6 separate regions of the Homo sapiens genome follow, and all the other regions are linked to region 3. Evidence: read pairs that join two places in POLR2A ChIA-PET (ENCODE). Cell type or tissue: K562. All regions are shown on one strand.

The links. ChIA-PET counts read pairs that join two places held together with the same protein. Peaks named below come from ENCODE experiments on the same cell type or tissue, not always from the same donor. Only the 100,000 strongest peaks of a DNase experiment are listed, where the experiment ranks them.
Region 1: POLR2A ChIA-PET joins it to region 3 with 10 read pairs; 4 of 35 experiments call an interaction of 5 or more read pairs at or near these places.
Region 2: POLR2A ChIA-PET joins it to region 3 with 11 read pairs; 9 of 35 experiments call an interaction of 5 or more read pairs at or near these places.
Region 4: POLR2A ChIA-PET joins it to region 3 with 14 read pairs; 13 of 35 experiments call an interaction of 5 or more read pairs at or near these places.
Region 5: POLR2A ChIA-PET joins it to region 3 with 13 read pairs; 31 of 35 experiments call an interaction of 5 or more read pairs at or near these places.
Region 6: POLR2A ChIA-PET joins it to region 3 with 16 read pairs; 25 of 35 experiments call an interaction of 5 or more read pairs at or near these places.

Annotation. Positions count from the first base shown.
Region 1 is chr1:45,264,687-45,268,686 of GRCh38, forward strand. No RefSeq gene overlaps it. Among named protein-coding and RNA genes, the nearest start is that of LINC01144, 37 kb to the right of the region's middle. In K562, no CTCF peak of the experiment used is centred here; a DNase peak (open chromatin) is centred at 1,775.
Region 2 is chr1:44,900,511-44,904,510 of GRCh38, forward strand. All of the region lies in intron 5 of EIF2B3 (eukaryotic translation initiation factor 2B subunit gamma), which reads right to left. Among named protein-coding and RNA genes, the nearest start is that of PTCH2, 59 kb to the left of the region's middle. In K562, no CTCF peak of the experiment used is centred here; no DNase peak of the experiment used is centred here.
Region 3 is chr1:44,818,181-44,822,180 of GRCh38, forward strand. It overlaps PTCH2 (patched 2), which reads right to left. Exons shown (of 22, transcript NM_003738.5): 22 at 3,758-4,000. It overlaps LOC107984952 (a long non-coding RNA gene), which reads left to right and starts at 2,299. Exons shown (of 2, transcript XR_001738036.3): 1 at 2,299-2,382; 2 at 3,051-3,814. It also overlaps the pseudogene RNU5E-6P. RefSeq lists enhancers at 919-1,575, 1,390-1,489, 1,520-1,569, 1,576-2,232, 2,889-3,546 and 1 more and a silencer at 1,480-2,199. In K562, CTCF peaks have their summits at 1,465 and 2,101; DNase peaks (open chromatin) are centred at 1,611 and 2,061; H3K4me3 peaks cover 1,468 bases.
Region 4 is chr1:45,498,182-45,502,181 of GRCh38, forward strand. CCDC163 (CCDC163 homolog) reads right to left here and starts at 1,892. Exons shown (of 5, transcript NM_001102601.3): 1 at 1,351-1,892; 2 at 1,164-1,262. The coding sequence starts at 1,428. MMACHC (metabolism of cobalamin associated C) reads left to right here and starts at 2,119. Exons shown (of 4, transcript NM_015506.3): 1 at 2,119-2,232. The coding sequence starts at 2,152. RefSeq lists enhancers at 1,832-2,364, 1,914-2,113. In K562, CTCF peaks have their summits at 1,240 and 1,771; DNase peaks (open chromatin) are centred at 1,410 and 1,990; H3K4me3 peaks cover 2,396 bases.
Region 5 is chr1:44,764,982-44,768,981 of GRCh38, forward strand. KIF2C (kinesin family member 2C) reads left to right here. Exons shown (of 21, transcript NM_006845.4): 20 at 1,845-1,968; 21 at 2,116-2,786. The coding sequence ends at 2,198. Among named protein-coding and RNA genes, the nearest start is that of SNORD160, 4.9 kb to the left of the region's middle. In K562, no CTCF peak of the experiment used is centred here; no DNase peak of the experiment used is centred here.
Region 6 is chr1:45,301,287-45,305,286 of GRCh38, forward strand. It overlaps LINC01144 (long intergenic non-protein coding RNA 1144), which reads left to right and starts at 2,624. Exons shown (of 1, transcript NR_024270.1): 1 at 2,624-4,000. LOC105378691 (a long non-coding RNA gene) reads right to left here and starts at 2,460. Exons shown (of 3, transcript XR_947287.4): 1 at 2,206-2,460. RefSeq lists enhancers at 2,197-2,256, 2,717-2,956 and a silencer at 2,347-2,526. In K562, a CTCF peak has its summit at 2,844 (motif pointing left); DNase peaks (open chromatin) are centred at 2,435, 2,795 and 3,465; H3K4me3 peaks cover 2,122 bases.

The sequences.
Region 1 (4,000 bases), 450 kb after region 3:
CAGATGTTTGGTAAGAATTTGTGCTGATGGTAATGACACTCTGCCTTGACGTAGTCAGAAAAAAAAATCACTACATCAAATCCAGGGATAGTGGCACACTAATCTAATATGCTGGGGTATTGCATCGTGTCCCATAGGCTAAAAAGGGTTTGTGAATGAATATTTCAATAGTATTGCTTGCGCCCACTGATAAGTTTCACATGGTGCTTCTCAGACTTTAATGTGCCTCTGAATCACCTGGGGATCTTATTTAAATGCAAGTTCTGATTTAGTAGTTCCAGGTGAAGGCCTGAGAAGCTCCGAGGTGATGCTGAGACTGCAGGCTTGTGGACCTCCTTTTGGGCATCAAGGATCTAGGCAAAGGATCAACATTTTCCTGTAAGGAACCAGGTAGTAAATATTGTAGTCTTTGTGAACTGTATAATCTCTGTTGCAACTGCTCAACTCTGCCATTCTAGAACAAATGAGGCCATTGACAATATACAAATAACTGAGCATGGTTGTGTTCTAATGAAACCATGTTTCCAAAAACAAGGGGCAGACTGGATCTGGCCTGTGGGCCATAATTTGTCTCTTCCTGGTCTAATATATTTAAAATCAGTATACCATTCTTGTAATACACATCCATGAACTTGTCTCCTGAGCTCCTAATAATTGTACAGTATATGGTAATTTCCCTTATCTACAAATCCACCTTCCCCTACCCACAATCTATATGGTTCCAGGAACACAGCACCCATTGCCAAGTTCCTGTATGGAACTCGGACTCCAGACTCCAGCTGATTGGTGCCAAAGGGGCATCATTCACATTCCCTTCTGTAAAATATGCACCAGGGGCACTATTTCATAGAATGGCATCCTTTAGAGGTTTAGATGAATGGCACCCTTTAGAGTTGTGCAGCTTGGCTGAACTAGGCACCAGACTGAAGCTGGTTACTCATGGACTTTCCTCAACACTCTGGAATTGAGTCTGGGAGATTTCTGCCTCAGTCTACCTGTCTATCCTTTTATTTTGGTTTATTTATTTATTTTTGAGATTTGGTCTTGCTCTGTCACCCAGGCTGGAGTGCAGTGGCATGATCACAGCTCACTGCAGCCTCGATCCCCTGGGCTCCAGCAATTTTCCCACATCAGCCTCCTGAGTAGCTGGGACCACAGGTGTATGCCACCACGCCCAGCTAATTTTTGTATTTTTTGTAGAGACAGGGATCTCACCATGTTGTCCAGGCTGGTCTCTAACTCCTGGGCTCAAGTGATCTGCCTGCCTCAGCCTTCTAAAGTGCTGGGATTACAGGTGTGAGCCACCACGTCTGGCCTAGAGGCTTTTTTTTTTTTTTAAGCCAGTGGATTAGGATACAGAGAACACTAGTGTCAAGTTCACAACTACGCCAATTGTCATGCTGGGGTATGAGGGGAGTGGGTGGATGAGCAGAAAGAACACCCAGGGGGGCCATAAGCAGGTGAAAGATGATTTTATTCAGCAGCAGCTCTCATCAACAGCTCTCTCACACTGTCCGCCCTGTCTTGGCTGCTTAGTCCGGCGGCTCCCACACACAGCTGCGTGGCTGGCTCTCCCTTGCCTTCAGGGTCAGCAGCTAAACTCTCTCTGGGCACAAGCAAGCCAAGCTGTGTCCTGGCTCCCCTCTGTCTGTCTGCAAAGATGGACAGCTTTGACTCTCTTTCTCTTTCTCTTGGCTCCAGCATGCCTGTACAGTGTTATCAGGGCAATTATACCTTTTACAGACAATAGTGGCTTAGAGTCAAGGAATGGCCTTCCCATGTTATGGCTACATGGCTGTGATAACAAGTGGAGTTATACGCCTGCACTCTAAACTCGCTGAGTCACTCTGGATGTTTACCTTGGCCTATTTTTGACCAAAGCACAGCCGTATTCCTTACAGTTAGTAATGAGAAAGAATGAAGGAGAGAGAAAGAGTGAGAGCTGGCAAGAGGGCTTCCTAAGTTCTCTTTAGCACTGCAATCCTTGGCTCCAGGTTATTCCTGAGGTTCTACCACTTCCTAGCCCTGGAGTTTCATGAGATGACCTGTATCCTTATATAAATTCATTTTTCTTTTGCTTAAATCTAGTATAATTCTGTTGCATGCAAACCACAGTCCTAATGGCACTAGAAAACAATAAAAGAATACTTCAATAGAATTTAAATTTGGTAGGATTTTTTGAAAAATCAATTTGTAGAATGTTGCAGGAGCATATATTTTTGTTTGAAGCTGGATGGCCCTGACAATAGAATATGTGAAATTTCATAAATATTAAATTACATCTGTATTCTAATAATCTACATAGTAATAAATCATGTCAGTTGTACAGGACCTCCTAGTCCCTTGCTTTGGGTTAGGTTTCAGTGGCAGAGGGAAAAAAAAATTACTACTCCTTTGTACAGAAATGGATTTATTGTGGCCGGGCACAGTGGCTCACGCCTGTAATTTCAACACTTTAGGAGGCCAAGGTGGGTGGATCGCCTGAGGTCAGGAGTTCGAGACCAGCCTGGCCAACATAGTGAAACCCCATCTCTACTAAAAATACAACAAATTAGCTGGGCATGGTGGTGGGCACCTGTAATCCCAGCTACTTGGGAGGCTGAGGCAGGAGAATCACTTGAACCCCAGGAGGTGGAGGTTGCAGTGAGCCGAGATCACATCATTGCACTCCAGCCTGGGCAAAAAGAGCAAAATTCCGTCTCAAAAAAAAAAAAAAAAAAGAAATGGATGTAATGCAAGATATTAAATGGCTTACAGTATGATTAGATGGGCTGGAGAAACTGTAGGCCAGTCTTCCAGAAACAACTCTCAAAGCCACACTCTAGAGCTGAGCTGTAAAGGAAGCTGCTGCTCCCACTAAGAATAGTAAACTACCAGCTGAATCAGGGATTAACACCCAGTAGCCACCAACTTTCTGAAATCATGCCACCTCTTCCACTTCAGGAAGCTCCTGCCAAATTAGGGAGCCATCACTTGCACTTCCAGGTCCAGACCAAACAGCTCTATGACCATTGGGACCAGAAAGATGGATTCCTAAAACTCTCTCCTGGAACCATATAGATTGTGGGTAGGGGAAGGTGAGTCTGCAGGTAGGGGAAATTACCATATACTGTATGAGGGAATTATTAGGAGCCCAGTTCCTTTTCAGGTCCCATGTGAATGCATTTGTTTGAAGGAACCTAAGTCTCATTTAGAACTCTAACAGTAAAGGAACCTGGGAAACGTAGTTTAACTTTTCAGTCTCTGCATTTCAGAAAGTCACACCATAATGACATTGGAAGAGATGATGAATGAGCTGGTCACAGAATAAGCCATATCCTAATTTACCACACAGTTGTAAAACAAAAATTATATTTTTGTGAAGAAAATGTAAACACGAGCAAACAAGCAATAATACAGTAGTTCACTGTACTTGTTAGATTAATGCTGCATAATTCAGACTTTCTCTGTTTCTACCAGTGTTAGTTGTACATTCATTCCTACTTAGGCAACTGGAATAGAATTTAACATCTGAATGATTATGATAAGTACAGAGATTTATTCACTCACTTGTTTATTCAATAATATTTTTGAGTGTCTGCTGTGTGTGTATCAGGCATTACTTCTGTGCTGGATTACAACAGGGAATAATGAATATTACATCTCACCAGGTCAAGTGATATGATTTGGCTGTGTCCCCACCCAGATCTCAACTTGAATTGTATCTCCCAGAATTCCCACATGTTGTGGGAGGAACCCAGGGGAGGTAATTGAATCACGAGGGTCAGTCTTTCCCATGCTATTCCCGTGATAGTGAATAAGTCTAACGAGATCTGATGGGTTTATCAGGGGTTTCTGCTTTTCCTTCTTCCTCATTTTCTCTTGCTGCTGCCATGTAAGAAGTGCTTTTCGCCTTCCATCATGATTCTGAGGCCTCCCCAGCCATGTGGGACTATAAGTCCAATTAAGCCTCTTTTTCTTCCCAGTCTCGGGTATGTCTTTATCAGCAGCATGAAAATGG
Region 2 (4,000 bases), 82 kb after region 3:
GAGAGCAAGAGTTGAAAAAATACCTGTTTTGTTCTATGCTCACTACCTGGGTGATGGGTTCAATCGCACCCAAATCTCACCATCACACAATATACCATGTAACATACTTGCACATCTAAATAACAGTTGAAATAATAATTTAAAAAAAACCAATCCCCTTTCTTATCACATCTCAGGCAATCATTAATCTGCCTCCTGTCTCTATAGATTTATAGATTTGCTTTTTCTGTCACTTAAAAAAAACTGCAGCCATTCTAATGGGTGTGAAGCAGTATCATCAAAGTTTTGGTCTGCATTTCCCTATGACATGATGTTGAGGATCTTTTCATGTGCTTGTTAGCCATTTGTGTATTTTCTTTGGTGAAATGTTCATTCAAGTCTTTTGCCTATTTTGAAATTAGGCTGTTAGTGATTTTTTTGAGTTGGAAGAGTTCTTATCTTTTCATTTCCTTATTTTCTTTCTTTTCTCAGAGACAGGGTTTCGCTCCATCACCCAGGCATGATCAAAACTGCAGCCTAGAACTCCTGGGCTCAAGTGATCCTAATGCCTCAGTTTCCCAAAGAGGTGGGACTACAGGTTCGTGCCATGCCTGGCTAATTGAAAAAAAAATTTTTTTTTTTTGAGACGGAGTTTTGCTCTTGTTGCCCAGGCTGGAGTGGAATGGCGTGATCTCGGCTCACTGCAACCCCTGCCTCCCAGGTTTAAGCAATTCTCCTGCCTCAGCCTCCATAGGAGGTGAGATTACAAGCGCCCACCACCATGCCCAACTAATTTTTGTATTTTCAGTAGAGATGGGGTTTTGCCATGTTGGCCAGGCTGGTCTCAAACTCCTGACCTCAGGTGATCCACCCGCCTCGGCCTCCCAAAGTGTTGGGATTACAGGCGTGAGCCACTGCGCCCAGTCCCTTTAAGATTTTTTTATAGAGATAGGGTCTCACTTTGTTGCCCAGGCTCTTCTCAAACTCCTGGCCCCAAGCGATCCTCCTGCCTCAGACTCCCAAAGCGCTGGGATGACAGGCATGAGCCACTGGGCCTGGCCTTTTTTTTTTTTTTTTTTTTTTTCTTGAGACAGGGTCTTACTCTGTCATCCAGGCTGGAGTGCTGTGGCGTGATCACAGCTCACTGCCCCCTCAACCTCCCTGGGCTCAGGTGATCCTCCCTCCTCAGCCTCCTGAGTAGCTGGGACTATAGGCACGTGACACCACACCTGGCTACTTTTTGCATTTTCTTTGTAGAGACGGGTTTTGCCATGTTCCCCAGGCTGGTCTTGAACTCCTGGTTCAAGCAATCCACCTGGTTTGGCCTCCCAAAATGCTGGGATTACCTGCAAGAGCCACTGCACCCGGCCCTCATTTTCTTAATAGTGTCTTTGGGGTTCAAAATCTTTAATTTTTAAGAAATAAAATCTATACAACTCTTACAGTTTTAGCTCTCATGTTAGGTCTGTAATCCATTTTCTTTTTTCTGTATGGAGTGAGGTAAGGTTCTAAATCAATCTTTCTGCAAGTAAGGATCAAACTGTTCTAGCACAATTTGTGTAAAAATCTATCCTTTTCCTGTTGAGTTGCCTGGACATCTCAGGTAAAAATCAAATGACCATAAACCTAAGGGTTTATTTTTGGACTCTTAGTTCTGTTCCACAGATCTGTCTGTCTGTCCTTATGCCAGTACCATACTTGTCTTGACTACCATAGCTTTATAGTAAGTTTTGAGCTTGGGAAGCATAATTTCTTCAACTTTTTTGTTGTTTTTCAACATTGTTCTGGATATTCTGTGTTCTTTGTATTTCCATATAACTTTTAAGATCAACTTGTCAATTTCAGCAAAAATATCCAACTGAGATTCTAATAGGGTTTGTGATAATCCTATAGATCTGTGAGAGCTGCCCTCTTAGACCACCTGGGCCCAGGAAGTCGAGGCTGCAGTGAGCTATGATTGCACTACTGCACCCCAGCACCTAGGCGACTAAGCAAGACCCTGTCTCATAATAATTAAAAAAAAGAAAAAAAGAAAGAAAGAAATGTTTCCAGTCAGGCACAGTGGCTCATGCATGTAATCCCAACACTTTGGGATGCCAGTGTGGGAGGACTGCTCAAGCTCAGGAGTTCAAGACCAGCCTGGGCAATATAAGGAGACCTTGTCTCCACAAAAAATAAAGAAAGAAAAACTAGCCAGGCATGGTGGCATGTGCCTGTGGTCCCAGCTACTCGGGTGTCTCAGGTGGGAGGACTGTTTGAGCCCAGGAGCTCGAGGCTGCTGCGAGCCATGAACGTGCTACTGCACTCCAGCCTGGGCAACAGAAAAGAGACTCTTTCTTTAAAAAAAAAAAAAAAAAAAAAAAAAAAGAAAGCTCCCAAAGAAGCGGCTGCCTGCTTTGGGCAGATTACTTTTAAATTTCGAGTAGTTCAAGAACCAAGCTGTACCCGTGTTTCAATATTTATTTACCCAAGTTTGTTCCAAATATTAACAACACATACTGTATGTCAGGGGCAAAGCTTTAGGATTTCTAGGGAAGCTGTAAGAAAGACTAACACACAGCTACTGGTCTATGAGATTATGCAGGACTGCATACTTTGAACTTTTCTGAGATTTGCTTTAATTTAAAGAAAGCTGAACACAAAGATATATGTACCATGAACACTGTACAAAACATCTGTGAACGATAGAGCTAGGGAATAAAAAAAGCAGTTCTGAAAGGCAGCCTTGAAAGAAGGAAATATGTCCATGAAAGACAAAATTAGTACTTTACATGTCCAAAGCTCTTAGTGACTCTAAAAAAAGGTCTTTAGTTAACAACAAGATCTTTAATTTTCCCCCAAAAGATCTCCAGGGATTTTCAGATCCTCATTCCCTTCAAATCTACAAAGGTCCCCAGGCTCAGGGCAATGCCAAATGTTCTTGAAGTCTGCTCCCTTCTTCCCCATTCCCAGCATCATCATGTGTGTGGGAGGAACTGAGTTGTTTTTATCCTGCTCACTGCCTAAGTACAGCAGAAGCCAACTGGGAGTTCTATTCCCCAATATGCTCATTGTACAATGCTTAGTTCCTAGAAGGGTGGGTAGAAAAGAGCTGACAGGCAAAGAAGCAGTTTATAGTAGCTGCATGTTTAAAAACTGAAATTCATCTAGACACCCTGTGTGAACACATTTAGATTTTCAGCATTGCTGTGAATGAGACCGTAAGAATTTCTAGCCTAGTGGGAGAACTGGTATGCATGTTGATATAGTCCACAGTTACTCAGTGAGAAAGGAAAGCCATCATTAATTTAAACTGAGTGTGTTGGCTAGGTGTGGTGGCTCATGCCATAATCCCAGCACTTTGGGAGGCTGACATGGATGGATCACCTGAGGTCAGGAGTTCGAGACCAGCCTGGCCAACATGGCAAAACCCCATCTCTACTAAAACTACAAAAAAAATTAGCCAGGTGTGGTAGCACACACCTGTAATCTCAGCTACTCAGGAGGCCAAGGCAGGAGAATCGCTTGAACCCGGGAGGTGGAGGTTGCAATGAGCTGAGATCATGCCACTGCACTCCAGCCTGGGAGACAGGGCAGACTCCATCTCAAAAAAACAAAACAAACAAACAAAAAAACCCAAAAAACTGAGTGTGTCCTGCCAGCTTATATGGCTGCACAGAATGACTTTTTCCTAACCAAGCTAAGTTCAAAGTTTGGGGACCAGAGAATGGTATTGGGTGAGAACAGAATGAAGAAAACCCAGTTGCACAAAAAAAAGTCAAATACAAGAGAAAATTAATTTTATCACAGGCTTCTCTTTGCATGAATATGAATGTTAACAGAGAAGGAAGTGTCATGGATGGCTTCTGAATTCAGATGCCAGTGGAACTGGAGCTTGAAACAGTTATTCATAAAACCAGAGATAACAATTCAGATGAGGATAAAAGCCTCCTACAGTAACTTAACTATCTTGCAGTGTTCAATGCAGCAACATAAACAACTCCTCTATTTGAAGACCTTCAGATAATCACCTTCTACTTTA
Region 3 (4,000 bases):
GAGGTAGAAGAGTGGTCTAGGGAGAACAGTTAGGGGCTATTGCAATTATCCAGCAAGAGATCTTGGACCAGGATGGCAGCAGTGGAGGTGGTAAAATGTGGTTGGATGAAGCGTACGCTTTGAAGGTATCAACAGGACCAGCTGATGGAAGGGAGTCAACAGGACTAGCTGATGGCTGTAAACTGGGGGGTCACTAGCTATCAGATGGCATTTACTTAAAGCCATGGAAGTAGGTGAGCTCCCTTATGGAGAGGGAATAGGAAGGAGGTAGACCATTCTATCAAAATGCTCTTTCTACAGGGCACTTCTCACTGAGATATTATTTATCTGGGATTTATATTATTTATTCAATTTGTTTTGTGTTTGGTTCTATTAGAAAAGCTCCATAGGGGCCGGGCACGTTGGCTTTTGCCTGTAATCCCAACACTTTGGAAGGCCGAGGCAGGCGGATTACCTGGGGTCAGGAGTTTGAGACCAGCCTGGCCAACATGGTGAAACTCTGTCTCTACTAAAAACACAAAAATTAGCCGGGCGTGGTGGTGCGCCTGTAATCCCAGATGCTGAGGAGGAGAATCGCTTGAACCCGGGAGGTGGAGGTTGCAGTGAGCCGAGATCGCGCCACTGCACTCCAGCCTGGGCAACAAGAGCGAAACTCCCTCTCAAAAACAAACAAACAAACAAACAAACAAACAAAAAACAAAAAAAAGAAAGAAAGAAAGAAAAGGGCCAGGTGTGGTGGCTCACACCTGTAATCCCAGCACTTTGGGAGGCTGAGGCAGGCGGATCACGAGGTCAGGAGATCGAGACCATCCTCACCAACACGGTGAAACCCCGTCTCTACTAAAAATACAAAAATTAGTCGGGTGTGGTGGCGGGCGCCTGTAGTCCCAGGTACTCCGCAGGCTGAGGCAGGAGAATCGCTTGAACCCGGGAGGCGGAGGTTGTAGTGAGCCGAGATTGAGCCACTGCACTCCAGCCTGGGTGACAAAGTGAGACTCCATCTCAAAAGAAAAAAGCTCCATAGGAGAAGGAACCTTGTCTCTTCACCACATAAACTGTGTTTGGATTCGCAATCGAGTTGGGAAAAAAAAATCAGTCTGGAAGAGCCACACCAAACCGCTAACAGCTACTGTCTCTGGGAATAGAACAAGGAGTTTGGTTGGCGCGATATACCGCCCCTGAACCTCTAGCCACAATAAGGCTTAATTAATGACCGGACGACTTGAAAGCGCCTTCCACTGTTTATCTCTTAAATCTGCAACGAAATGCAACAAAAACGCAAGAAATAAACAATAGAAGCCAGTCTTACTGCACACTGCAGAAGCCAATAAACCCCAAATGTAGCTCAAAACAAGGTGTCACGCAAACTTCTGATTTTTTTTTGTTTTACACTGAATCTCTGTCACTCTGACTAGAGGGCAGTGGCGCGATCTCGGATCACTACAACCTCCGTCTTCTAGAGTCAAGAGACTCTCCCGCCCCAGGAGTCTCTGCCACTCTGACTAGAGGGCAGTGGCGCGATCTCGGATCACTACAACCTCCGTCTTCTAGAGTCAAGAGACTCTCCCGCCCCAGCTTCTCCAATAGGTGGGATTGCAAACAGGCACCACCACGCCCGAATAAGTTTGTGAACATTTGGTACAAATAACAAATGACCAAGTTCCTTGGTTGTAGTTGCCTAACTTTTAATACTTAAAAATGTAGCCTCAGGAAATAAGAGGCCTCAAAAAATTGAATAAAAACTCACAACTTTCTCTCCACGGAAATCTTTAGTAAAAGGCGAAAGATTTATGCGCTTTGAAGAGAAACCCGAGTATATTCGTGACTTCCGCTTCGAACCTCGCAGGGAGAACTAACACTTAACACACTTATGGTTGTTGGATGCCTGCGTGGTACGCACTCCCTATATGTAGTTTATGCACACAGATGCGTGTAAGAGGCATCATGCTCTAAAACAGTGCAGAAATGCGCGCACAGAGGGAGTGCAAGCATCTTGAGGGTATCTTTTCGTGGTGCACCATGGGTATGCAAATCACAGGCGGCTCCGGGCTGTTCCGCGCCACCGGGGAAGCCATGGGTCACTGATCTCCTTTGCTCTCCTATGCTCCTCTCTGCTGGTCCTCCTGGGACCCGCACCCCGTGGGCGGCGCCGGGTGCGGAGTCCTTTGCGGAGCTGGTGTTCGTCCCAGGGGTTAAGGTCCTGTCCCGCCGTCCTTACCCGCAGTAAGCCTCCGGGCTTAGAGAGAGGGACGGGGAAACAGACGGGCACAGACACTCAGGGGCACTGGGACCTCACAGGAGGCACGACCCCACCCCTCCTGGAGGAGATGGCATCCGATCCAATTCACCTCGAAGGGTGATATGGGGTCACATCAAGGGGAGGTGAGAAAGTGTTCTAGGCAGAGGGAATGGCGTATGAGAAATTAGGGACCCGAAGACCAATTCAGCCTGTCCAGACAGTGGCGCTCCGTGTGTCTGATGAGGGGGTGCTGGGGTGGGAGGCAGAGGCTAGATCTCCTCGGGCCTGGAAAGATGAAGATGAGGAGGCTTAGTGAGGCTGGCTAACTTGCCCAGGGTTACTCCGCTGGTAAGTGGCACTGAGGGCTGACCCCCTTTGCACTATTCTGGCCTGGTGAGCTCTCTCTGCTCCACCTAGAAGGCCCTTCTTGGTGACCCAAACACTGCTGGACCCAAATGCAGCCTCCCTCCCTTGGGCCTGCTGGTTGCACCCCCTACTCTAGGTTCTCTGCCAACTACCCGCTTCTCTTGAGCTTTTTAGGCATTTTAGCGTGGATTCAATTGCAATAGGCGTTTTTTGTTGTTGTTGTTTTTGTTGTTGTATCTTTTGGTCAGAACATGATTTCCTGGCCTTTGTCCAGGTGGGGTGGGATGTGAGAACGCATTGTTCCTGGGGTGGGATCATTCCTGGTGAGTGGGTGGTTGGAGCCCAGGGTCTATGTGAACTAGACTATGGGTCCTAAGCTATGGCTGGGAAGGGGCAGTTGCAAACCTCCCCACGCCTCTAGGTGAGGCTCTGTGCTCTATTCCAGGGCTGTGGCCACTCTTCAAGGCCTCTGCTTAGTGGAGCTGTTCAACTTTCACAGAACAAACAACTTACGCTGTGTCCTCACTAACTGCTAGCACCTCAGTTTCTGAGCAGTTCCCGCAACTGATCCACTGGCTGACTGGCCAAAGACACCTCTCGGCTGTCAGGACAACCAACTTACAGAGGCCTTTGCCTTGGAGGTTGCTCTGGAACCTGGCTCCTTTCCCTGGGTCCACAAACCTCCTGAGAAGCTCCCCAGACCCTGTTGACCTCTCTCTGCTTCAACTGGCTGCTTTCCTGATCTGCCTCCACCTCGCCTTCCACCTGCTGCATGGCTTTGCCCCTCTGCCTTGCCGTTTCCCGTGCGGGTGAAGCAGGTAGGTGGAGGTGAGTCTGGAGAGACGGGCAGGCTGGAATATGGTGGCTCTGAAAGCCACACAGTGGGGTTCTTTTTTTTCTGCTCTCGGTCTCCAGATTGAACCCAGTAGGATTTCACACCAACAAAATTTGTTATCGTTTTGTATAGTAAGCACTTAATCCAGATGATGTTACCAAGTATATGACAAAAATCCAGAATCTGGGGTCTTTTCCACCCAGAACTAGAGAAGCTAATACCTCAGGTCCTGGCACCAGAGAAGCTCCTTCCAATAGCTAATGTTCACTTGCAAACTCCCCACTCTGTCCAAAAAAAAGCACTGAAGTCATCTGAGATTAGTTCACATAGAATATATTTCATTCTTTAAAAAATAAAACTTTCATCATAGCTAACATGTATGTATACTACAAAAATAGACATTTTCATATAAATAATGGATGTGGTAGGAGGTGGGCAGGGATATGGAGAGCCTGCCCAGGAGTCACCAGACGGAAGGGTGCTGGAGGGTCCCTCAGGCTTGGTCAGCTGGGCAGGCAGTGGTGTGGGGTGGGAAGGGGGACAGGGCTGCACTGCAGCCC
Region 4 (4,000 bases), 680 kb after region 3:
GTATGCTCATTAAGAGTCATCACCACTCCCTAATCTCAAGTACCCAGGGACACAAACACTGCCGAAGGCCGCAGGGTCCTCTGCCTAGGAAAACCAGAGACCTTTGTTCACTTGTTTATCTGCTGACCTTCCCTCCACTATTGTCCTATGACCCTGCCAAATCCCCCTCTGTGAGAAACACCCAAGAATGATCAATAAAAGAAAAACAAACCCAAAAAAAAAAAAAAAAAAAAAGAAGGCAAGGTCTTGACTATCCCTTACTCAGTCTGCAGCTCCTGAGGAAGGCCATTGGTAGTACTGCATTCTCCTGGTCCTGTTTGCATCTGGGCTTGGGCTTGGGCTTGGGTTTGCTCCCACACCTGGCTCTGAAGGCCCTGCAGTTCCTTTCTCAGCTCCTCCAGGCATTGCTCCAGGAGAAAAGCACTCCCCTTTGGGGCCCCCTGCAGCAACCTTAGTGATGCTGTAGTGGGACAAGTTAGGGATCATCCTCTCTAAGAGTTTCACAAGACCCTAGATACTCTACTTGCAAAACAAGACACATGTGCACACACAACAGGTGTGTGGCAAAATTGTGTGCATACATATGAAGCTGTGTATATGAAGAAAATAACTGGCCAGATACCTTCCAGGACACTGATCTGGTACTTCTGCTGCTCTCGCTCTTCTAGCAGGCCCTGCACTGCCTGCCTTAGTGCCTGTCACCTCCCCAGGCAGAAAAAAGCACATGAACTACTGTATAACAGCTTTTCCCGACCCCTAGTATCCTCATCTTACACAAACATCACATATACACACCAAGGATTCCAAGCCTCACCTGAGCCTGACATTGAAATTAGGATCAGAGAATAGCAACCTCACCCCAGAGAGAGGATGGGCTCTAGGACTCAGGGCAGCTCAGCCTTTGTGGAACTATGGGAGTCTCTAAAGCCCAAGGCTGTTGAGCTTGGACTCCTGACTGCAGAGGCAAGTGATGAGAGGAAATCCAGGTCCCAGCCAGGTCCCCGGCTGAGGAAATAAGGAAGGGTTAAGTGCAGGGTCTGTGTGGGGAAACAGAGTTCAGGAAAGGACAGAGTTGGAATTTGGAAGGAATAATGGATGATACGGGCACTGGAGGAAGGCACAGAAAGAGAAAGGGCTTGGAAGTAGAAAGAGACATTACTTACCTGCGGTGGAGACCCCAAGAAGATACAGCCACTGCTACAGAAGAAACAGATGCACAGGCCAATGAGCTCTGTGGAGACCCCAAGAGGATACAGCCACTGCTACAAAAGAAACAGATGCACAGGCCAATGAACTCTGAGAGTCCCTTAGCCTCCCCACGCAAACTGGGGACCTCCACCAACCCCTCACCTTATTCCGGACCACATTTCCATCAGTAGCGTTGAGAAGCACATCCAGCTGCTCAAACCAGCTGAGGCTCGTATTCATATCCTGTGGCAGGGGAGCGGCAGGGGTCTGGCTCCCTGGTGTCTTGTGCTTGCTCTCCTAGCGGGGGATACCCAAGGTATCCCCAGGAAAGGCCACCACGTTAGATGGAAAGAGGGAAGTGGGGATGCAACACTGGGGTAGGTGGATGCACTATCAGACCAAAACTGCGATCCTGTGACTAGGGAAAGGAAGGACGCTCTTGGGGAACTGGGGGAAAAGCGGGATACCGTGATGATACGCAGATATCAGGTGGGGATTGAAGGTGCCAGAACCTGGTTGAGACCTCCCCAGAAGTAGTACACTGGCGCCACCACGCCAAACCTGTGCCAGTGACAACTGCCGCCGCCGGGTTCAAAACTTCGGGTTGGTTTTGAAAGTCCGACTTTGGACTGGCTGCCGCAGCGCCACCTGGGAAACTGAGGTCGCCTCTTGCGAACACAACCGGCGATGGAGGCGGTGGAACTACCTTTCTCTAGAAGAGACACGTACATGCACACCCCCACCGTGTAGCTTGCCGGGAAACTGAGTCTTCCTGATTTCGTGTGGCTGTCTCCAAGGAGGAAACGAACTACGCATCCCAAGATGCATCGCGCATAGGCAATATGGTCCCGCTACTGGACCCATTTCCTACCTGGGAAATGGAGTCGAAGCTGACTCAAAACGTAACGGCCCAATTGTCCTTGAGACTTCATTCCCCAGCAAGCTCAGCGTGTAACGTGCGCTATGGAGCCGAAAGTCGCAGAGCTGAAGCAGAAGATCGAGGACACGCTATGTCCTTTTGGCTTCGAGGTTTACCCCTTCCAGGTTAGTTTATCCCTCCTGCTGTTCTAGGGCGAAATATATGATTGGCTTCGTTGCAACTGGCGTGAGGCCTCGGGAGCCTCTGATCCTCCTGGGTTCCTGCAGCCCAGTGTCCATGTGACAACAGGGACAGAGTTTCAGTGGGGGCTTGGGTTAAAAAGGTAGTGGTCGAGGCCGGGCATGGTGGCTCACGCCTGTAATCCCAGCACTTTGGGAGGCCGAGGCGGGCGGATCACCTGAGGTGAGGAGTTCGAGACCAGCCTGGCCAACATGGTGAAACCCCATCTCTACTAAAAATATAAAATTAGCCGGGCGTGGTGGTGCATGCCTGTAATCCCAGCTACTCGGGAGGCTGAGGCAGGACAATTGCTTGAACCCATGAGACGGAGGTTGCAGTGAGCCGAGATTGCGCCATTGCAGTCCAGCCTGAGCAACAAAGAGCGAAACTCCGTGTCAAAAAAAAAAAAAAAAAAAAAAGTTGTCGCATGTTTAACCTTTTGCCACCATATAATGCCGGATTCGTTAACGGGAGACACCATATGACCTGTAGCGTGTGTGGCTCAGATTGTCACCTATATAATTTACAAGAAGAAAGGGACCTGTGAGGCAAAGTCACCTTGGAACTTCCTAAAGGATTTAGGAGAGGGCAAAGCCTAGAAGGTTTGCATAGCTATCATTTAGGTCAGCTGAGGAAGGAAGGGCATTCCTGGTGATGAACAGGCAAACAATTGGCTGGTTTGTTCCCTCTACCAACAGAAGGATAATTCATGATATTTCCAGTCATCAGTGCTGGGCTGGGTAATGAAACTTTGTACACTTGCCTGGCACAGCAGTCTCAGCACCGCACCCCGACCCCCATTTACACGGTTACATTTCCCCACATCAGTGCCCTGTGCACTGAGCAGTTAAGTTACAAAGCTAAATCAGCTCAGCTTGAGCCCTTTGCCTGATGCTTAAGAGACTACCCACTTCCCATTCCTTCTGCTGAGTGGCTCACAGCAGTCCTGGGAGAGGATATAGAGGGAGAAGTAGGTTGGGTCTAGCTTGAGACTGGTCTTGCCAGAAAAAATGGAATTGAGCTATATATGAAAAGATAGATTGGAAGGAAGGAGGGTTATGTACATCCCAAATATCAGAAAAAGCTTGAGTAAAGGTGTGGAGATAGTGGTGTGGTGTTACCAAGTAAAAGGGCTTGATGCCTGATGTGCTGGAAGCTAATATTATGACACTGGGTTTTTGAGAAAACAAAAGCTATTTGTTGCAGATCGACCTTTAACTCTTTGAGACACCGTTTCAGTGGATGGCAGGTGTGTGGGAGAGTGAGAATGCCTATCTGGCAAGTTGAGTAGACCTGGGTATTAGGAGCTTTTGTACTGAACAAAGCCAACTGCAGCCCTGCCAGTCACCCTAGGCTCCTACCTCTCACCTCCCTACCCCCACATCCAATCAGCCACCAAGACCTATAAGACTGTCTACTGAATCTCCCAAATCCATTCCCTTGTATTCCACCCATCTATGCTGTGGTCCAGGCCACCATTTCTCACTTGGATTACTGTAATAACCTCCTTGCTGTAATTTTACCTCCAGTCCCTCCTCCACACTGCAGCCAGTGTGATCTAAAAATGATCATGCTAGTTTACTCCTTAAATCTTCAGTGGCTCTTCACTGTCACCAAATTAAATCCATATTCCTTAAATTGGTATTCAAAGCCAATCAAAATCTCACTCCTATTGATCTCTCCAGCCTTCTCTCCCTCTGATTCCCTCTACAG
Region 5 (4,000 bases), 53 kb before region 3:
TGGTGGCAGGCATCTGTTATCCCAGCTACTTGGGAGGCTGAGGCAGGAGAATCACTTGAGCCCAGGAGGCGAAGGTTATAGTGAGCCGAGATGGTGCCACTGCACTCCAGCCTGGGCAACAGAGCAAGACTGTCTCAAAAATAAAATAAAATAATCATTTGGCCAGGTGCAGTGAGTCATGCCTGTAATCCCAACACTTTGGGAGGTCAAGGAAGGAAGATCACTTGAGCTCAGGAGTTCGAGACCAGCCTGGGTAACATGGCCCCATCTCTACAAAAAATAAAAATAAATAAATATCCCAAAGGTGGTGTGTGCAGCAAAAATTATAATAAAAAGAACTGAGGGTAGGGATAGCATTAGGAGATATACCCAATGTAAATGACAAGTTAATGGGTGCAGCACACCAACATAGTTCATGTATACATATGTAACAAACCTGCACGTTGTGCACATGTACCCTAGAACTTAAAGTATAATAATAAAAAAAGAAAGAAAGAAAGAAAAAAACCATTTAGGGAGCAGAATTGAGGAGGATTTGGTGACAAGTACGGTGAAAGAATAAAGTCACTCGGGCTGGGCGCGGTGGCTTATGCCTATAATCCCAGCACTTTGGGAGGCCAAGGCAGGCAGATCACAAGGTCAGGAGATCAAGACCATCCTGGCCAACATAGTGAAACCCTGTCTCTACTAAAAAATAAAAAAAAATAGCCTGGTGTGGTGGCGCGTACCTGTAGTCTCAGCTACTCGGGAGGCTGAGTTGTATACCTATTATTTAAAAAGAATCATTTGACCGGGCGTGATGGCTCACGCCTGTAATCCTAGCACTTTAGGAGGCTGATGCAGGCAGATCAACTAAGGTCGGGAATTTGAGACCAGCCTGGCTAACAAGGTGAAATCTTGTCTCTACTAAAAATACAAAAATTAGCCAGGCATGGTGGCAGGCACCTGTAATCCCAGCTACTTGGGAGGCTGAGGCAGGAGAATCACTTGAACCCGGGAGGCGGAGGTTGCAGTGAGCCGAGATCACGCCACTGCACTCCAACCTGGCGACAGAGCAAGACTCCGTCTTAAAGAAAAAATAAATAAATAAATAAATTAGCTGGCTATGGTGGTGTGTGCCTGTAGTCCCAGCTACTCGGGAGGCTGAGACAGGAGAATCACTTAAACCTGGGAGGCGGAGGTTGCAGTGAGCCAGGATCGCACACCACTTCACTCCAGCCTGGGTGACAGAGTGAGACTCCATCTCAAAAAACAATAAAAATAAAATCACTCAAATTTCTAGCTTGGGCATCAGGACCAATGATGTTATTCATTTGACATAAGAGATGGGGATAAGCTTGGGATAGGAGGCCGGAAGTGGTGGCTCAAGCCTGTAATCCCAGCACTTTGAGAGGCCGAGGCCTGCGGATCACCTGAGGTCGAGAGTTCGAGATCAGCCTGGCCAACATGGAGAAACCCCGTCTCTACTAAAAATACAAAATTAGCTGGGCGTGGTAGCACTTGCCTGTAATCCCAGCTACTTGGGAGGCTGAAGCAGGAGAATCCCTTAAACTCGGGGGGTGGAGGCTATGGTGAGCCGAGATCACGCCATTGCACTCCAGCCTGGGCAACAAGAGTGAAACTGTCTCAAAAAAGAAACAAAGAAAACGAAAAAAACAAGCTTGGGGTAGGAAGAGGGTGAATTCAAGCTAAGGATTTCCTTGGGGAGAGGGTGAACAGCCAGGGTATGGGTCAGGGACCAGAGGTAAAGCATCTTACTCAGGTGTCTGCATTGCAGTTGGTAGGACCCCAGGAATGATTTGCTAAATGGTTATTGAACTGACAAGGTCCTCCCTGTGTTGTAGCAAGGACCAGACTGGCTTGAGCTCTCTGAGATGACCGAGCAGCCAGACTATGACCTGGAGACCTTTGTGAACAAAGCGGAATCTGCTCTGGCCCAGCAAGCCAAGCATTTCTCAGCCCTGCGAGGTGGGTGTGGCTGGATGGGGTGCAGGTGGACGATGGTGGCCTCTGCTGGCTCTTGGGCAGCTGCAGGTGATGGCAGCTCTGCCCTGAGTGAATGGGGGCTCCTCAGACTCTCACTAACCCCATATGTACCGCTACCCTTTCTTCCAGATGTCATCAAGGCCTTGCGCCTGGCCATGCAGCTGGAAGAGCAGGCTAGCAGACAAATAAGCAGCAAGAAACGGCCCCAGTGACGACTGCAAATAAAAATCTGTTTGGTTTGACACCCAGCCTCTTCCCTGGCCCTCCCCAGAGAACTTTGGGTACCTGGTGGGTCTAGGCAGGGTCTGAGCTGGGACAGGTTCTGGTAAATGCCAAGTATGGGGGCATCTGGGCCCAGGGCAGCTGGGGAGGGGGTCAGAGTGACATGGGACACTCCTTTTCTGTTCCTCAGTTGTCGCCCTCACGAGAGGAAGGAGCTCTTAGTTACCCTTTTGTGTTGCCCTTCTTTCCATCAAGGGGAATGTTCTCAGCATAGAGCTTTCTCCGCAGCATCCTGCCTGCGTGGACTGGCTGCTAATGGAGAGCTCCCTGGGGTTGTCCTGGCTCTGGGGAGAGAGACGGAGCCTTTAGTACAGCTATCTGCTGGCTCTAAACCTTCTACGCCTTTGGGCCGAGCACTGAATGTCTTGTACTTTAAAAAAATGTTTCTGAGACCTCTTTCTACTTTACTGTCTCCCTAGAGATCCTAGAGGATCCCTACTGTTTTCTGTTTTATGTGTTTATACATTGTATGTAACAATAAAGAGAAAAAATAAATCAGCTGTTTAAGTGTGTGGAAAGGGCCTGGGATGTGTCTGAGCCTTTTGGGACTAAGGACATGACTGTACCTTTGGCCTCTGGGTAGTACTGATTCTGTACTCCTTCCAGGAGGCCATATCCACACCTACAATTCCAATGACAAGCTGAAGACTCCTGTGACTTGTTTGATGTCTATGAGATGCTTACTAGGCCTGGGAACAGAAACTCTTAAGTAGAAGGAAGATGGCCGCCGGGCACGGTGGCCCACGCCTATAATCCCAGCACTTTGGAAGGCCAAGGCGGGCAGATCGCAAGGTCAGGAATTCAAGACCAGCCTGGCCAACATGGTGAAACCCCATCTCTACTAAAAATACAAAAATTAGCTGGGCATGGTACATGGTGGCACGCACCTATAGTTCTAGCTACTCAGGAGGCTGAGGCAGGAGAATTGCTTGAACCCGGGAGGCGGAGGCGGCAGTGAGCCGAGACTGTGCCACAGCACTCCAGCCTGGGAGACAGAGTAAGGCTGTCTCAAAAAAAAAGGCCAGGTGTAGTGGCTAACACCTGTAATCCCAGCACTTTGGGAGGCCGAGGCAGGTGGATCACCTGAGGTCAGGAATTGGAGACCAACATGGTGAAACCCCGTCTCTACTAAAAATCCAAAAAATTAGCCGGCCGTGGTGGCGCATGCCTGTAATCCTAGGAGGCGGAGGTTGCGGTGAGCGAAGATCGCGCCATTGCACTCCAGCCTAGGCAACAAGAGCGAAACTCCGTGTTAAAAAAAAAAGAAGATGGCACCCTATTACAGTCAGCCCAGGGCCTGTTAAAAGATTCTGTGGGGTTGAGGCCAGGAGTCCCCCTGACTGAGGGCTCCCTGAACACACATTTGCTTAAAACCTTTTAGTGATACCTCATTACCATTCACACAAAGGCTGATGAAAGCACTTAACTTGCTGGACAGGGAAGGATCCAAAGGGAAACACCAATTTGGTCTTGAAAAAAAGTCTGTCCAGTGGACTGAGGGCCCAGTCATAGGGCATGAACAGTTTAGGAACTGGAGAACTCTATATTCCATGTCATTGAGCATGGATTATCTGAATGGTAATGAGGTGCCACTAAAAGGTTTAACCTAGGAACCATACAAGCAAATGTGTGGGAAGCCCTCAGTCACAGAGACTCCTGGCCTCAAGCAATCCTCCTACCTCGGCCTCCCAAAGTGCTGGGATTACAGGCATGAGCCACTGCACTATGCCAG
Region 6 (4,000 bases), 480 kb after region 3:
CGGATCACAAGGTCAGGAGATTGAGACCATCCCGGCTAACACGGTGAAACCCCATCTCTACTACAAATACAAAAAATTAGCCAGGCGTGGTGGCAGGCGCCCGTAGTCCCAGCTACTCAGGAGGCTGAGGCAGGAGAATGGCATGAACCCAGGAGGCGGAGCTTGCAGCGAGCTGAGACCACGCCACTGCACTCCAGCCTGGGTGACAGAGCGAGATTCCGTCTCAAAAAAAAAAAAAAAAAAAAAAGGAAAATTAGCCAGGCATGGTGGTGTGTCTGTGGTCCCAGCTTCCCAGCTTCTCGGGAGGCTAAGGCAGGAGGAGCTGGAGAGGTTGAGGTTACAGTGAGGCATGATTGCACCACTACACTCCAGCCTGGGCAACAGAGCGAGAACCTGTCTCAAAAGAAAAAAAAAAGGGAAAAGGATTATGGAAATAGAATGGGCAGGGCCATGGTGATTGACTAGAGGTGCGCATTGAGGAATAGGGACATTCAAGTAACCAGACCTGTAGGTTTCTGGCTAGGAGAGCAGTGGAACAGCTACTGAGATGGGAGCATGAGAAGGGGGAGGATAATGTTGGGTATGATTGATTTGAGGTCCCTGTGGGACATTCAACTCAAGATGACAAATAAGCAGTTGAATAAAGGTTAGGAAGGGAGACTTCACTGTGTGGATCAACTGCATGTAGATGGTAACCAAAGCTCTGAGCAGCACCAACATTTCAGAGTGGGCAGAGGAAAGACAACATGGCTAGAGCAAAACCAGGCGAATGTGGCACTATGAAAGCTGGGAGAAGAATGTTTCACAAAGGAGAGAATGGTCAACTGTATGAAGTCTTTTAGAGAAGCAGTGAAATGAGATCTGAAGATTGTCCATAGGACAACATGAAGATCATTGGTGACCTTAGAGCCTTTGAAGGTGCAGTGATAGAGAGAAGCCAAATTAGAATGAGTTGTGGAGTGAGTAGGAGGTAAGGTTGTGGAGAAAGCGAGTGCAGACAATTTGAATAAATGTAGCTAAACAAGTCACTAGTGGGAGGGTAAATAGGTAAAATCATAAATTAAACACACACATAGCTTTTACCCCAACAATTCTACTTCCAAGAAATCAGCCTACAAATATACTCCATATGTGCACAAAGACCTACAGAAAGGATGTTTACTACACCATTTTATAAACAGCTACAATGTTAATCAATAGGGGGCTGGTTAAATTAATATAACACATCCACACAATATAACACACACAGGGTATTACGTGGCCATTAAAAATACCATGGTAGGCTGGGCGCAGTGGCTGACACCTGTAATCCCAGCACTCTGGGAGGCCAAGGCAGGTGATCACCTGAGGTCAAGTGTTCGAGACCAGCCTGGCCAACATGGCGAAACTCCCTCTCTACCAAAAATACAAAAATTAACTGGGCATGGTGCAGGTGCCTGTAATCCCAGCTATTCTGGAAGCTGAGGCAGGAGAATCACTTGAACCCCGGAGGCGGAGGATGCAATTAGCCGAGATCGTGCCATTGCCTGGGCGACAGAGCAAGACTTCTGTTTAAAAAAAAAAAAAATCATGGTAGGGCCGGGCACGGTGGCTCAGCCTGTAATCCCAGCACTTTGGGAGGCCAAGGCAGGCAGATCACCTGAGGCCACGAGTTCCAGACCAGCCTGGCCAACATGGCAGAAACCCCCATCTCTACTAAAAAGACAAAAATTAGCCCAGCGTGGTGGCGCATGCCTGTAATCCCAGCTACATGGGTGGCTGAGACACGAGAATCGCTTGAACCCAGTGGTGTGCCACTGCACTCCAGTCTGGGCAACAGAACCAGACTCCATTTAAAAAAAAAAAAAAAGTACATATGGTAAATATTATGTGTATTTTACCAAAACAAGTTTTTATTTTTAAGGCACAATCTTGCCCTGTCGTCCAGGCTGGAGTGCAGTGGCGCGATCACAGCTCACTGCAGCCTTAACCTCCCCCAGCTCGGGCGATCCTCCCACCTCAACCTCCCGAGTAGCTGGGACCACAGGCCTGCGCCACTACGCCCGGCTAATTTTTGTATTTTTGTAGAGACGGGGTTTCACCATGTTGGCCAGGCGGATCTCGAACTCGTGATTTCAAGTGATCCGCCCGCCTCGGCCTCCCAAAGCGCTGGGATTACAGGCGTGAGTCACCGCACCTAGCCGAAAAAGAATTTTTTAAAGTCACCATCTCTACGAGGTTTTTCTGGGCCACCCCCCGGTAAAATGTCAAGCCCTCGACGAGCCGGGAGAGAGTCGGAATCCTGTGGGGGAGGCAGGGGCGTGTCCAGAAAGGCGGGAGCTTCCGGAACCGCTTAGAGCTAAGGGAGCTCGGAGCGGGGGCCGGGGCCGAGGGCGGAGCAGGGTGGGGAAGGGGCGGGTCCAGAAAGACGGGAGCTTCCGAGGCCGCCTCCACAGGAAGGGAAAGGGGCGGGAGCTTGGAGGGGGCGGGTCCAGAATGGCGGGAGCTTCCGGGGCCGCCGCCTCTGGAAGGAAAAGGGGAGGGAACGTAGAGGGGGAGGGAACGTAGAGGGGGCGGGACCAGGAACGAGAGCGCGTGGGTTTCTGGGGTGTCCGCCGGCGCCCCCTGGGATTGGGGAGAGAGGGAAGGGCTGAGGCTCACGGTTTCGGAGTAAGGGGAGCGGCCCGGCGAGCCGCCGCGCCTGGGTTAAGAGCTGCAGGAGGAACGTGGCTTCACGAGTTCGGCTCCTCGGCCATCCACAGCCCGGGCCTCCGCCTCTGCTGACCTGGCGGCTGTAGAAGGCAGAAGAGGCCTGAAACCTGCAGCAGGAGCACCACCCTGCCCCGCGGCCCCGCGCGCCCTCCAGTGGCGTCATCCCATCCGCTTTGATCTCGACTGGCGCGCCTACCCTCGGCAGCGGCACCCCTTGGGAGCGCAATCGCGGGCAGACTCCGAGGACCCATCTTGCGAAAGTTCTGCGAGGTCCTGACTTTAAGGGAACAGGGGTCGTACTTGGGCCATGGCCGGAAGGGAGATCCAACATCCATGACGACGTCTACCCCCCAGCCTGCCCCTTCAGAGCCCAGTCTGTGCCTTGCGTCAAAGTCAAGCAAGGGCTCTTGTAGGGCACCGAGCCCCAGCCAAAATCACCCTTTTCTTTCAGATAGCCCCCACTTACCCCCAGAAACCTTACTCTCTCCCTCGGGAGCAGGTGGGAAGTGAAAGGCCGGGGGGGCTGTTTCTGCTCTGCTTGTCTGTACCTGTGGCCCTTGAGTGGAAAACCCCGCCGCTGGACCAAAGACCTGGAGGCTCCAGGATTGCCCACTTGGGACCCTGACTATGAAGGGTCAAGATAGCCCATTCTGCCCCAGCACTCAGAGCCCTATTACCAAGGCCCCTACTCCAAGAATCCACCATCAAAACCGGGGCCCTGCCAGTGCCTTCCCAGTGTTCAGGCCTAGGGAAGAATAGCCCCATTATGCCTGTTACTCCTGATCCTTCTGCAGTCTCTCTCTTTGTGACCCCATGGCCTTTGCTGCTATGTCTGCCCTGGCCCCACAGAGTGCCAGGTCAGAGCCACCCTGGCCTACATAGCAGGGCCCCGGTTCACAGGCTAAAACCTGGGCCTCCTGCCAGGCTGCAACTCCCAGCTGCACACCGCAACCTGAGACATCTCAGCATATTCTAGGAACTAGTAATGGGGACGCTTCCGACTCGCTGGGGAAGGGAGATGAGGGCCTCTAGCTCTCCATGCCCAGTCTCTCATCATCAAAGTCATTTAAGGCCCCAGCGACCCCAGGGTTCAGCAGCATCCTGTTCATCATGAGCAGAGGGGTGACTGAATAGAATGGGAGGCAGGTGTGGCCTGAGCAGTTCCCAACCTGAATTTTCCTTTGAGCTTGGTGATTTGGGGCGGGGGATTGAGATATTTTCCTTTCACTTGTGGGAAATCTTGGGGCCCCACAAATCACTAAGCTGAAGGGAAAAGTCAAGCTGGGAACTACTCAGGGCAAACCTGCCT